Regions from separate parts of the Homo sapiens genome. Here all the other regions are linked to region 2. A link is a contact called in ENCODE Hi-C or POLR2A ChIA-PET data. All regions are on one chromosome and are shown on one strand. The core of a region is the stretch at or near the end of the contact, and the rest is flanking DNA. Distances in the headings are between cores, read along the strand shown.

Region 1 (4,533 bases), core at 1,621-4,120, 1.2 Mb before region 2:
GATGAAATCAGGGAGGATAAGATGTGAGAGAGGCAGATGGTCAAGAACTCCTGTAACAATGTGTACAGAGATGACGAAATCCTGAAACAGGGCCATGTGGTGGTGTCTTCCCTCAAGACTTCCTAATTACAAGGCTGGATTCAGACCTAGAAACTAAAAATAAGGACAATACAAAATCATAAAGCCCAAAGCTTGCATGCATGCTAAAATTAAAAATGTGTCTTTTCAGATTTTGTATTGGAAAATTCTGGGTAAGTTCTTTGAAGTTGAACTTTTCTCTTTTATTGGTTGTAATTCACTGGTGTTTTTTGCATGCATTAGAACGTCCTTGGGGTAATCCAGCAGTGAATATCAGCAGCGATCTGCTGGTTACAGTGCCAGCTGGCCAGGCTGGAGGGTCATAATCTTAGGGTTGACCTTGTTGACATCTATGATATTAATGAGAGTATTAATATACTCATTCTCCAAATTATAAAAGCACATCTCTATAAGCTAGGCCTAAGATACAGAAGCAGAGCTCTTGAGAGTAAATATTATAGTGGTCGGGATTTTAGAGCCAGACTGCCTGAATCTATATTATGCTTCACTATTTACTACCTTGGACAAGATACAAACAAACAAACCACTCTGTGCCTCAGTTTCTCCATATGTAAAGTGGGATCAATAACAGTATCTGCCTTATGATTTGTTATAAGGACTAATATCTTTAAGGTAGCACAGTGCCTGGCATATAGTAAGCACTCAATAAAGTAAGCACTGAGCTCCAGGCTCAGTTCTGCATACTCTCTCTTTTGCATCCTAGAATTCAACAGCCCTAGGGATCTAAAGTACCCTTGGCATGTTGATGACTCCTAAGTATTTATCTCCAGCCCTGACTCTTCTCTGAGTTTTAGGGTTGAATGTCCAATTGTTTATTCTACCTCTCAGGATGACCTTGGGAGTTTGATAGAATGGGATAATGGTGTAGAGAAAGAATGATGGGTCATGACATCAGTTCTCATACGACTTTGCCACTTAACCAGGTATGTGACTTGGGACATCTCAGTTCTGTCACCTGGACTGGATGGCCTATAAGCTGCCTTCCAACTCTGCATTTCTAGAGGCAAAAGTGATTTGCAAATAACGAGTCATGATACATACATAAGCCATTTTTAATATTATACTCTTTCCAGTCAACCCTGCACACAGTGGTTCCTTGGTGTTCCAAGACCTAAACTAGTTTGTCCAGTTGGTGAGCACTGTGGTGGTGGCTTCCTGGTACAGCACTAAGAGCTCAAGCTCTAGAGTTAAATCAGGTTCAAAATCTAGCTGTACCACTTGTCTGGCTGGCAAACTTATTGAACCTTTGTAATCACCCATTTCCTCATATAAAATAATCTTGCATTCTTTGGAATGTATCTGGCTACAAGTAACTGAGCACCTGATTGGAAGTGGCTTAAAGAGTAAGGACATAAGTGCATTATCTCAACACAAGGCTTGACAACAAGCCTGGGTGGAGGTGGTTCCAGAGTTGGTTTAGCAAAACTAGGTTCTTGTTTTCCTCAGAGATGACTGTCAGAGAAAGATGTAAAAAGACAGGAAGCATAGAGGGGGACTTTTCCTTTTCCATCTGTTTTTTTTTTTGTAAGGCAGGAAAACCTTTCTAAAAGATCCCCCAGCAAAAATGTCCTCTGATTCCATGGGCCAGGCCTGGGTTCCACGTTTATGCTTCAGTTACAAAGAATGCTGGGAAATGTAGAATATGTCATTTGCAGCCTTTGTCAAGTGGAGGTCAACCCTGCCCACAAGGAAAGGGGAAGGAAGTAGATTTTGAGCAGGCAATCAACGGTGTCTCTGCCAAAAAAATCTAGCTCAGAGGATGATGAAAGTCAAATGAATATATATTTATTTATTTGGCTGAAGTTAATTTATAGCAGTTATTATATGCCAGGCACTGTTTAACATCAACTCATTTCCTCCTCATAACATCATGAGGGAGGTACCCGCACAACAGTGTCTCTCCAAAAGGTGTGTTAAAGCTTCGCACAAAGTGGGCTGCCTGGGAATGCTGATTTTTCCATCTCTCCTCTAATTCTGCCACAAGAGCACATATGCATACTGGATGGAGGGGCAATAATAAAAGTAGAAGCAACTACTTCAAATGCCCTCCTCCTACCCATTCTAGTTTCTGTGTTTAGTTTTCCTTCTCTGGTGGATTCCTATCAGTTTCAAAAGAACTTGTGAAATCCATTCCAAAATTCGCTTCCCTACTTATTTTGTTTGAAGATGTGTATGCAAAGGGTGATTTCTTTTTCACTCCTGATTGTTAATTTTTTATTTTAAAGTGACCAGATCACTAGGTCACCCAGGCTGGAGTGCAGTGATGCGACTGTAGCTCACTGCAGTCTTGAACTCCTGGGCTCAAGTGATTCTCCCCGCTCAGCCTCCTGAGTAGCTGGGACTACAGGCACATGCACCACCATGCCCGACTAATTTATGTTTTTTTTTTTTTTTGTAATGGCAGGTTCTTGCTATGTTGCCGAGGCTGGCACTCCTGATTTTTGGTAGCCCAAATCAATGGAGAATAAATATTTTCTCTTTCTAAGGAAGACTGAAAATAAGTTGCTGGAGAGACTAATAAGGCCTTATGGGGAATTGTCTTTGAGCATTCTCTTTTTGTGGACAGAGGCAGCTTAGAGTGTAGTGAGAACTCTATGATGACATTGTCTTATAGTGAGATTGCTTTAAAATAGAATATTTTGAGTATATTGTCAATTAACCAGATTTAGATGACATTCAAGAAGGGTGGGCCTTGTAGTGATTTCTGCTGCAGTGTTCACACGTGGTAAAAAGGCAGTGGGGTGGGGGGAGCCATTTTAGCGGACCTCCTTTTCTAAGGACATGAAGGAAGTGAGCCAAGCATTTGTGACATAAACCAGTAACTCAGGAAGGAACAGGAAAGGACTATCGCAAGTTTCCTAGCTTGGGACACTGAAAACATAAAAACAAGGTCACATGTCCACACAATGAAGAAAGGAACCCCTGGAAAGGGAGGAAAAAACAAGTGAATATAACTCCAAATAAAGACCTTCAGGAAAACATCCTCGTTAGTCTGACAATCAACCAAGAATAACATATGAGTTCATCAAGCCCCAAATGGGGGAAAAGACGGATGCCTCAGCCAGCTAATTTAAAAATTAAGAAGAGCATTTCTCATCGTTATGCAGAGGACAGTTCCAAAGCAGATCCTCCTAGAGCAGAGCTAGCCCCCTGAAGCGGGGGTTTCCTGTAGCGACGAAGCAGCTGCACCTTTGATGACTCCTTGGATATTAGCAAAACACTCGCTAAATATAGATGAACATCAACAACTCATAAAAAGGGAACAGGAGTGGGAAACACCATACAAAAGGTGAGTGGGCAAGAACAAAGACATCTTTCTGCCAAGACAATTATCACGTGCAGCATCGAAGCATTAATCACAGAATCATTTAAAAGTCCAAAAGCCAAATAAGAATAAAAGTCTCATGCAGGAAACTGTCACATGTCAGGGCAATGGAAGCAAACTACTTCCCAGTGTCTTTTCCAGTGCTGTATTTCATGGAGTGGAAAGAAGGCACGGCATTGGAGAGGCCCTTGAGAGTGTTATAATGGCCAGGTGGCAGAGAGCGGCTCAGGCTGCTGGTCTGGAGTTTTACCTACATTCTTTCCTTCTCTGTTGAAATTTCCTTTACTGTATGGGAGGTGGTAAGAATTTTTATCTTGATTTCCCCCAAGTATGTGGGATACTCAAGGAGGCTGCACCTTGAGTGGGAGCATGTTAGACGACATCACTCAGGACCAGGCTACATCAGGCATCAGGTAAATATTGTTTTCTCAAAACAAAGCCAAACATGTCAAGTTCTGCTCTTCCCTCCTGCTTGGTGTTTTTTTTTTTTGAGACAGGGTCTTGCTCTGTTGCCCAGGTTGGAGTGCAGTGGTGCCGCATAGTGCACTGTAACCTTGAACTCCTGGGCTCAAGCAATCCTCCTGCCTCAGTCTCCCGGGTAGCTAGGACTACAGGCATGCAGCACTATGTTCAGCTGTTTTTTAAAACAATTTTTGTAAAAATTACAAGAAATTTTTTTTTGCTGTGTTGGCCAGGTTGACCTCAAACTCCTGGCCTCAAGTGATCCTCCTGCCTTGGCCTCCCAAAGTACTGAGATTACAGGCGTGAGCCATGGTGCCCAACTGTGTCCAAATTAAACTCACTAAAGCTCTAAACAGTTCTTACTTGTTAAGCACCATGGGTACATGATATTGGACTTGGCCCCACCAATAACACATCAAACCAAATAAGCAAGACCCTCCTTCTAGAAAGGCTTAGTCAAAGGAGGTTTTGACATGAACAGATGGAAAACTGTAGATGCTACTCCCAGAAATATAGATAGTTCCTGCTAAACACAGAAATAATCTCATCTTAGTATCCTGAAGAAAACTTGGTGCCCAACACTGCAAATATAGCTTATAATACCTAAATTGCAACCTATCAAATAGTTCTTAAATGCTCAAAGGATC
Region 2 (4,932 bases), core at 2,327-4,826:
TTGGTCTAGCCAGAGTGGAGCAATAGGTGACTTCTATATGCTGAGAATAGACTTAACTTGTTAAAAACCATAGGGCCTTATTTAAGGGTCTTGACAATAATAAAGGAGCTATAATTTAAAAACAAAAGTATGAGATTTTTAGAACCCAGAAAAGGGCTTTTTAGAAATTTATTTCATACATTATTTTACAATAATGGATGCACTTGTCAAAATCCACTAGCGGAATGAGAAAAAGATGCATAATCTTTAAGGAAATAGGTAGACATGGTAATTCAGCATTTTGGAGGAGCAAACCTTTATTATTATGCATAGATACAGATATTACTTTAAGGTTACTTTAAGGGAGAACATTCTAGAATGTTTTTCTTTAAAATAATATGTTCACCAATTGCGTACGTGAAAATGCAGAGGAAAATTTAAGCATAATAAGCCTTAGTATTGCGTGATGTCTGAGTGGCCCATGTTTTTTCACACTTAAGTTCTCTTAGGCTTTGGTTTGATTTTTTGAGTGTGGTAGAAGTCAGTGATGGCAGCGTGTCTGTATAACAAGAAGAGAAGCTTTCTCTTCTGATGTTAGTGATACTACCCTAACAAACAGTATGGATTAATAGGATACATCTGCAGACTTTTGAAAATATTTGGCATATACTCACTCATTCTGAAACGCAGGAAGTAAAGAAATATTACGTTGCCTGTATCTCAAAGAACAAACAGAGCTAATTAAATAATTGGCAAATAGGGAACACATAGCCTGACACATGTTTGAGATTACACACGATTCTGTAGAAAATGACTGTAAGCAATACTAATGCCTTAAGAATGGGGTTCGAGCACTAACACATGGACATCACATTTTTCACGTTTTCCTGGTAAAAAGTTGCAAGACAGTGCAGTCTTTTCATACATGGTGTTGATGTCTTAGGAAGCTGCTTTTTCAGTTCAGAAGAGGGCTGCTGCCCTTCGTCTCAGTGTCATGTTATAATATGTCTTTCTGGTGGTCAGCAGTTGTCCTGAACTGACACTAGAACAACGCAGTGCATGTGGGGTGAGATACAAGCTCTAGAACTCTCGGAAGGGAACCTCTCTGTAACCACATTCCCTTTCTTCTTCTGTTCTCTGCATCTCAAAGGTGGAAGATGCCCACTGAGGTTTGCTGTTTGTTTGGCTTGGGGGAGTGACCAGGTGTTTCTTGTTTTGTTTTCTTTTGCCCTATAATACCCAATATCATTTTTTGAGAAATCCATAAGAAGGATAAAGCTTACTTGGATTACATTAATGAGAGATTTTTTTTTTTTCATGACACATTCATCCATGGATTTTCAAGAGAATTGTAGAACAAGGTATTTTACTCATTGCATACAGTCCACTACTTTTCTCAAGCCTTGCTGGCAAACTCTGGAGATCATATTAGACCTTTCTGAATTGAAAAGGTCATCTAATTAGCCCTCCAATTAGAGGAATATAATGTATGGGACACAGCATGGATTCACAGTAGTTCAGCTGGTGGCGCACCCAGTTAAGGAAAGAAGCTGTCAGGGGTCTTTGGGAGTTACCAGCATCAGCACCTTCTACTCAGTTCTTCAAACTTTTTCAATGTTATGCCACTGGGTATTCTCAGAAGCAGTGCAGTTCAGTGCCTCTGCATCTGAGCATACATACGGAGGAGGAAGTGTAGTAAGTTATTAGATACCAGCTATAGAGAATAGGAATGTCTGCAGGATATTAACCATACACATTTGGTTAGCCACATACTTCCTTCCTATTTGCAATAATATCCAGTAGCCCTTCCTGATGGAAAGAAGTAAGAGGACCTCCTACCATAGCACAGACCACTGAGACTGCTCAAGGGTGAGAATGCGTCGTCTCCCCATTGGGACATACCATCTGTATACATTCACAGGGTGTGACCCTTTGTGGTTTGAGGCTACACACACTCCCTTGCCCTCAGAGAGAACTGGTCATATAACTAACATAATGGTTATAATAACTATTATTGTTTTATTAGTCTTTAACTGGCCTGCATTCTAATACGTGGTCTTTTCCACGTTTTTAAACCTCAAACCAAACAGGGTTGAAGGAACAGACTACCAAGATTGATTTAATACACCATATGCTAAAGATTACCCTGGAATATCTATCTGGTTCATGAATTAATCTGGCTTAGAACTTTAACTTCGAATGACATGTTAGTATGTGGCTTGTCTAGTAGAAACATTATGTCCTTTTCTCTTTGAGGACTTGGTTTCACAGTAATTTTATTATTAGAGTAGTCACATAATGTTCACTTTATATTTTACAAGAATATTGAGCCTTGAAGTAGTCAGGCGATGAACAAGCACAGAGCATAAGAGTAATAAGAATTGTATCCAGCAATGTGAAGGCATCTTAGTTACCAAGACCACCAGCAGAGAACAATAAACTAGTTTGATTTAAATCTCCTCCATTTCCTGTGCACGATCAGGAAGCCCAACTTCCCCCTGAATTCCTAGGAATCCCTCCTGTTAAAAAATAGTGCATTGTAGTCTATATACTTGCGTTTGTATTTTAAAATGGTTGTAGTAGGAGTGCTGGAAATGTTCCTTCTTTTTGTCATCTTTATAGATAAGCACATGGCATTGTTATGCTGTTTCTAATGGTTTAATAACACGAGGGTCACTCGGACACAGTTTAGAAAAACCTACTTTGAAAGCAGTCATCTTCTCTCAGGCAAACACAGTGTGAATTGTGCTGCTTATTCTTTTGATGCCTTCATGATGTTCCCAGCCTTAGATGATGGGTGTGCATTAAAGGGGCAACACATTTTCCAAATTCTGATTTTTAGTAGTTGATCCCAAGGCACCACTCATCCCAGTGTTTTGTTGAGGGTGTGTTCTAATGGGAATGAACATTTCCCCAAAGCTGAGGCTGAGACAGAGGGTGGTCTAGCATGTAACCCAAGATACAAAACCTTTCTTTCTGCTTCATCTTCTAGCCAGCAACACCACCTGTGTTCAAGCCATCTGAACAATACTTGGGTGGCAGGCAGTGTCGAAGCCTCCTACAAAAATTACAGTTCCTCTTAATAACTGCTCATCTTCCATTCATATTTGTATGTTACAGCTCTACTTAGGGACTGATTATATTTCTCTTGGGCAAGATAAATTGATTAGAGCCAAAATTAGAAATCGATAAAGTCTTTACCAAGCAAATGCATTAGTTTTCATCTTTCTGTTACATGGACATTTTGATCATCTCTAATATGAATTGACAAAAATCTTGGGCCTCAAAGAGTAATCAAGTCCTGTTACATCAAACCCACATTTTCAGCTTTAATGTATCTTGCTAAACATGGCCCACTTCTCAATGCAAAAAAAAAAAAAAAATTCTGCCACTTGAGAATTAAAATATATTTCTTTTCCAGTTATACCCTTTGTTATATCTGTCACACAAATAAAAAGAGAAATCTGTAAGAGAAAGACTCATGTAGCTTAACATGTTCAGGCAATCTAGAAAATGTAGCTTCTCCAGTGTTTCCTGGACCAGAACAAAAGGCATTCCAAGTGAAAGGGCAAACTGGCCCCAGTAAACTGCTTTGAAATTTAAGCCCTTGGGTTTGGCACTCCAGCTGTTGCAAGGTAAAATCGCTTCATGTTAAAAAATAGTCTGTTCTTATCAGTGGTTTCCATGGGTAGCCTTTGTAGTTTTCTGAAATATTTTCATGACGCGATGAGGTAAGAAGTTGATTCTATTTTTAATTCTATTTCCTGAGTCATAATATCTCCCTGCATAAAACAGGCACTGATAGAATGTTTAGTTAGAAAGGTGTAGTTCTAAAGAAATCAGATTGGTCATAATATCTTGCCTCTTCTAACGTGTGATTTTTGGGGCGTATATATTTAGTTTTTAAATGCTCCTAAAATATTTGTATTGGTTTTCAATACTTTGTTTAGTTTCATAAAAATATATATATTATTTGTAATCTTCATTTTAAAGTTGTTTAAAGGAAGAATTAATCTTTTGAAAGCCACTACTGTAGCAGATATTATCTGTAGTGAAGCAATATCTTGTTCTTTTTTGGCTTAGGTTCTTTGTTAGATAATGTGATTTTTCCAATGTAGCTCTGAACTTTTTGTGAAAATCTATATTCAAATCAAGCAGATATCACAGATTATTTTGACTGATAGATCTAATTTTTAGGTATATAATAATGAAAAGAAATATCGCTTCTAGGAAAAAAAAAAAGATAAGTACCCCCAAATACCATGGTAATACATACTGAAAAAAGGTTAGTATCATCTATATTTCACATCATTATTATTTTCTCTTTAGAATGGTTTTTAGGTTTGTTTGTTGTTCTTGTTGTTTGAGGCAGAGTTTTGATCCTGTTGCCCAGGCTAGAGTGCAATGGCGCAATCTCAATCTCGGCTCACTGCAACCTCCGCCTCCCAGGTTCAAGCGATTCTCCTGCCTTAGCCAGGCATAGTGGTGCATGCCTGCAATCCATGTTTTTAGTTTTTAAAGGACTCCTTAATGCAGAAATTCTTCTCATTTTCACACTAGATATAATTTGTTGTATTTTATCTTATATTAAATATTTTTAATACTCTTGATATCTGAGCTGCTCCCAGTGGTCCAATTGTATGATGTCAGACCCTCATTTCAAAGAACTTGCTTATACAATACCTATCATGAGTACTAATGACTCATGTATTTTAATATCATAACTTTGTGATATGGAAGTTTATTTTGTCACGAGATAATTGTGTTCTTCTTATCATGTGCCAGATTTCTTTCAGTATTTTAGCAATTAACAAATAAATATGGGTGTGGGTTTTGTAAACCAAATAAAGTATATATCAAAACATTATCGGCTGGGCACCGTGACTCAGTCCTGTAATCCCAGCACTTTGGGAGGCCAAGGTGGGTGGTTCATGAAGTCAGGAGTTCGAGACC
Region 3 (4,793 bases), core at 843-3,342, 1.1 Mb after region 2:
GGACCAACATAGTGAAACCCCGTCTCTACTAAAAATAGAAAAAAATTAGCTGGGTTTGGTGGCAGGCGCCTGTAATCCCAGCTACTTGGGAGGCTGAGGCAGGAGAATCGCTTGAAGGCAGGAGACGGAGGTTGCAGTGAGCTGAGATTGTGCCATTGCACTCCAGCCTGGGCTACAGTGCGAGACTCTGTCTCAAAAAAAAAAAAGGAGGCCATAGGAAAAAGGATCTAAAATGCAAGCCTAAGATGTTTGGCTTTTTTGCTTATGGGGTAAAAGTCCACTGAAAGCTGTTAAGCCAGAGCTGTTGTCAAAGTGGTGTTTTAGGAAGGGCTATGTGGATAGTGTAGAATGCAAAGAGACGAGCAAAGTTAGCTTATCATAGTGATTTAGACCTGAGGTGATGCAGACTTGATTTGGGCAGTGGCAATGGAAAGGAAGGCTGTGTTTAAAGGTGATCACTTAGGAAGTGATCAGACATGGGAGATATGAATAAAATAAGAGCAGATAAAATCTATCAGGGACAAGCTGTAGAGGAGTGCTGAGGATGGTGCATTGTAGGAAAGGCCTACATTTAAAGATTAAGGGGAAAGGAGTTAAGGAGGTACAGGGAGCTGACTTAGGTAGATTTTTCTCGTGCGTGCTTGCGTGTGTGCGTGTGTGTGTGTGTGTGTGTGTGTGTATAGCAATAATATACATTCTTTTAATTTGGCGGGTTTCTGATTGTTTTGTATCTAAGTACAAAACAATAATTCTAATTTCATGTTTTTAGTCTCAGATGAAGTTTGATTTCTGAAGAAAATTGTTATTTAAAGTTAGGGAAATGTTTCGTTGAATACTTACTGTTGTAAGTGAGAAGTAAGTGTTAACATTTAAAGAGATTTTAAAAAATAGAAAGTTGGCCGGGCGCGGTGGCTCACGTCTGTAATCCCAGCACTTTGGGAGGCCGAGGCGGGCGGATCACGAGGTCAGGAGATCGAGACCATCCCGGCTAAAACGGTGAAACCCCGTCTCTACTAAAAATACAAAAAATTAGCCGGGCGTAGTGGCGGGCGCCTGTAGTCCCAGCTACTTGGGAGGCTGAGGCAGGAGAATGGCGTGAACCCGGGAGGCGGAGCTTGCAGTGAGCCGAGATCCCGCCACTGCACTCCAGCCTGGGCGACAGAGCGAGACTCTGTCTCAAAAAAAAAAAAAAAAAAAAAAATAGAAAGTTGATGTTTCTTTTAGTCTCAAACATTTCCAGTGCTATAGCTTACAGAATTTTTAGTGTGGAGATTTTTATTATTCCCCATAAAGTATTTCCTGATACTGATGGGAAGTGATGTGCCTCTGAACATGCTGTTTAGCTATCTAGCTAGCCATCTGCCATCTGTGACACCCCTTGTCACTCACAGGCCATTTCATCTTACTCCAGTCTGGTGACTGCTACCCCCATCATGTTAGAAATTGATTTGAAAATAGACTTGTGTTTATTTAGAGCCCTGGCCTCATAATGGTTTGACTGAACATTATGATTATCCATGTTATCAAAGAAACAAGAAAAGGTATCTTCTGCTATATTAGAGCGGTGATTTCAGAGTACAGTTTCACATGCAGGCAGCAGGTCTTCTGGAGATGTAATTTTATGTCATAGACTGGCAGGGCATATTATAGTTGTCTAGCTCAGGTAATGGTAATTACAGGTAAGTTCACAGTGCGACAAAATATGAGTACCACTAAATTAAAGTGAGCGTAATCTGAGTATTTCTGGTTTCAATTACTTTTTTTTTGTTATTTTATTTTTATTTTTAAGTGATGAAATGTTCCTATGTGAACTGGAAAAATACAATTCATGTTTTGATTTTCATTTAATTAGTATGTTTCTTCAGGGCTTTTTTCAGAGTTTATTTAAATAGTGGGTAGAAGAAGTTAAAGGTGTGATCACAGTTGGTTCAGGAATGGCATATCTAGGGGGCAGTTGGTAGGGAATTTTTTTTTGTGGTTGAAAGTGAAATAGTATTTCATTACTGGGATTAGAAGTAATCATAATGGGCAGAGAGAACTGAAAATGACTAATATCCTTCACTCAGTCTTCTAGAGTTTTTGAACTTCCCTAAGTTACAAATTGATGCTTTTAAAATAAAAGCTTAGTCACTTTAAGTCTTGGTGTTTCTGAGACCAGGACCTACAGCAGCCATTATTGAGGGTAGACAGGTGATTAAACTTAATCACTTTGGGTAAGACTAGAACTTAGGTGACAGTCTTTTTGTTCATCTAGCATTTATTTCCTCAGTTTGCCTCTCCCAGGGTCAGTTTGCTACTGTACAGATGGTCTGTATCTCATCTCATGGGCAGAATTCCTACTTAATCATTCCCTTGGGCCTTGCCCTCCTCCATGTTTGCTTTCACCTCCTGAAGAGTAAAGTCTCTGGCCTAAAATCCCCTGGGGCAGCCAGGTTGACTTTCCTTAAAGCACCACAGACAGACTGTAGCAGTTACGGAGAAGAAAATGGCTTGTACTACTGTTTTCTGAAGGCAGCAGTATATATGATAGATACTTGTAGCTATCCAATACAGATGTTTCATAGAATTCCATCTGTAAAACAGGAAATGGTTATTCATTATGAATAAGAATTTACTGGTTACTAGTGAATATTCCAGCTTTCTTTTGGATATGCTAATAGTTAAAACTTCTACCTTTTTTCCTTCATTGCCAACTTAGTTTATTAGTAAAGGATGTCTAGCCTTTTTGTTTATAATAAATACCTTCCTTTTTTTTTTTTTTTTTTTTTTTGGAGATGGAGTCTCACTCTGTTGCCCAGGCTGGAGTGCAGTGGCACAATCTCAGCTCACTGCAACCTCCGCCTCCCAGGTTCAAGCAATTCTACTGCCTCAGCCTCCCCAAGTAGCAGGGATTACGGGCGCACGCCGCCACGCTGGGCTAATTTTTTTGTATTTTATTAGAGATGGGGTTTCACCGTGTTGCCCAGGCTGGTCTCAAACTCCTGAGCTCGGGCAATCCGCCCTCCTTGGCCTCCCAAAGTGCTGGGATTACAGGTGTGAGCCACCGTGCCTGGCCCCCCATTTCATTTTTAAAATTAATAAACAATAGAAATAATATGAAGCCGTGTTAAACTGCTGATGAACTGCTAATCTAGATGATAAACATAAGTGATCACATTTCGTGAGTATAGCCTTTTAATTGAGTTCAAATTATCTTGATTTGGGGGAGAGATCTAAAATGAACTGGTCTCTAATGAGTTTTGTTCTGTAGAGGAACATTGTGGTGAGGCTCTATTATGTTTTCAGCTGCAGTGGATAACTGACATTTCAACTTTAAGATAAGGAACTACTTATTGCAGGTTTAATTTGTGAAGTTTGTCAATTGATTCCCTCATAAATAGCTTCCTATTTGTCTCTAAGCCATAAGCTAAGAACAGTATGCTTATCTTTTTGGTAAGAGTTACTGCCTGAGTATTTCATCTTCTGGAAAATGAATTTGTTGAAATAAGGTGTCTACTCTAGAGCTGTTTTTTATTGCACAAAAGAGATCTATGTGAGAGACAGCTGATTGAGAATTGTCATTTTATTTTATTTTATTGAGACAGAGTTTTGCTCGTTGCCCAGGCTGGAGTGTAGTGGCGCCATCTCGGCTTGCCGCAACGTCTGTCTCCTGGGTTCAAGCGATTCTCCTGCCTCAGCCTCCCGAGTAGCTGGGGTTAGAGGCATGCGTCACAACGCCTGGCTAATTTTGTATTTTTAGTAGAGATGGGTTTTCTCCATGTTGGTCAGGCTGGTCGCAAACTCCCGAACTCAGGTGATCTGCCTGCCTTGGCCTCCCAAAGTGCTGGGATTACAGGCATGAGCCACCGTGCCTGGCCACAGAATTGTCATTTTTATTTTGTGGATTTTGTGTTTTCATTTTTTTGTGGTATGTTAACTAGTTTATCAGAATGTCGTTTACCAATAACTTGAGTATCTGATATCTGATAATAAGGACCATATGGCTATTGCAGCTTTTTGTTGTTGTTGTTGTTTTTTGTTGTTGTTTTTTGAGACAGACTCTCGATCTGTCGCCCAGGCTGGAGTGCAGTGGTGCGATCTCAGCTCACTGCAAGCTCCGCCTCCTGGGTTCATGTTATTCTCCTGCCTCAGCCTCCTGAGTAGCTGGGACTACAGGCGCCCGCCACCACGCCCGGCTAATTTTTTTGTATTTTTAGTAGAGACGGGGTTTCACCGTGTTAGCCAGGATGGTCTCGATCTTCTGACCTCGTGATCTGCCCGCCTCGGCCTCCCAAAGTGCTGGGATTACAGGCATGAACCACTGCGCCTGGCTATTGCAGCATTTTATAAGTGACATAATGGCAGAGTAATGTTACTAATTTTTCATATTAATTTAGGTCATTAGTAATACTTTATTTCTTATGTGGTAAAACACATTAATCATGAAAATATTTTCTAGCTTAGTTTTAAAAATTCTTTGCCATATAACTTTTAAATAAACAATAATATTTATCCCATTGTGTCTGCAAATGAAAACTACATCCTTTAGTATTGAACTGATAACGTTTTTTGCTCTCAGAAAGTTACCTTGTTCAGTGCTAGCCTATAATGGTGTTTGAAGTTTAAGAGTGGCATTGTTGTTTGACTCAGCAAGGAAATATATAGGAAATATTGTAATGAAAATAGAATTTCGAGTGGTAGTAGATTATTTCTGACTTGAATTGAAGAATCCCAGAAGACTTCCTAGTTGAGGTGGAGGATATTTTAGCTGGGCTTGGAGGATTTAATAGCTTTTTGATAGGCAGGATGTTGCT

The links. Hi-C counts contacts between places; a loop is a spot of excess contacts on that map. ChIA-PET counts read pairs that join two places held with the same protein, here RNA polymerase II (POLR2A). Pooled maps may share reads with other maps.
Region 1: a map of endothelial cell of umbilical vein shows a loop between it and region 2 (6-fold over the local background). The contact joins two enhancer-like sites. A Hi-C loop is called at or near these places in 1 of 168 maps with a recorded cell type or tissue (endothelial cell of umbilical vein). POLR2A ChIA-PET finds 5 or more read pairs at or near these places in 1 of 52 experiments (GM12878).
Region 3: a loop to region 2 is called in a map with no recorded cell type, with 5 times the contacts of the local background. The contact joins two enhancer-like sites. A Hi-C loop is called at or near these places in 5 of 37 single-sample maps with no recorded cell type and 2 of 50 pooled maps.

What each region holds. Positions count from the first base shown.
Region 1 is chr18:56,458,033-56,462,565 of GRCh38, reverse strand. No RefSeq gene overlaps it. Among named protein-coding and RNA genes, the nearest start is that of TXNL1, 180 kb to the left of the region's middle. Within about 2 kb of position 2,870, at least 3 of the 41 ENCODE cell types and tissues checked have a DNase peak (open chromatin) inside an H3K27ac peak, as active enhancers do; they include endothelial cell of umbilical vein, where a contact is called at or near this core.
Region 2 is chr18:55,263,020-55,267,951 of GRCh38, reverse strand. All of the region lies in intron 11 of TCF4 (transcription factor 4), which reads left to right. Among named protein-coding and RNA genes, the nearest start is that of LINC01929, 140 kb to the right of the region's middle. RefSeq lists enhancers at 1,081-1,190, 3,533-3,812. Within about 2 kb of position 3,576, at least 5 of the 41 ENCODE cell types and tissues checked have a DNase peak (open chromatin) inside an H3K27ac peak, as active enhancers do; they include endothelial cell of umbilical vein, where a contact is called at or near this core.
Region 3 is chr18:54,207,275-54,212,067 of GRCh38, reverse strand. The region is part of intron 1 of MBD2 (methyl-CpG binding domain protein 2); the gene reads left to right. Among named protein-coding and RNA genes, the nearest start is that of SNORA37, 13 kb to the left of the region's middle. RefSeq lists enhancers at 1,872-2,211, 2,302-2,351 and a silencer at 3,222-3,422. Within about 2 kb of position 2,092, at least 3 of the 41 ENCODE cell types and tissues checked have a DNase peak (open chromatin) inside an H3K27ac peak, as active enhancers do.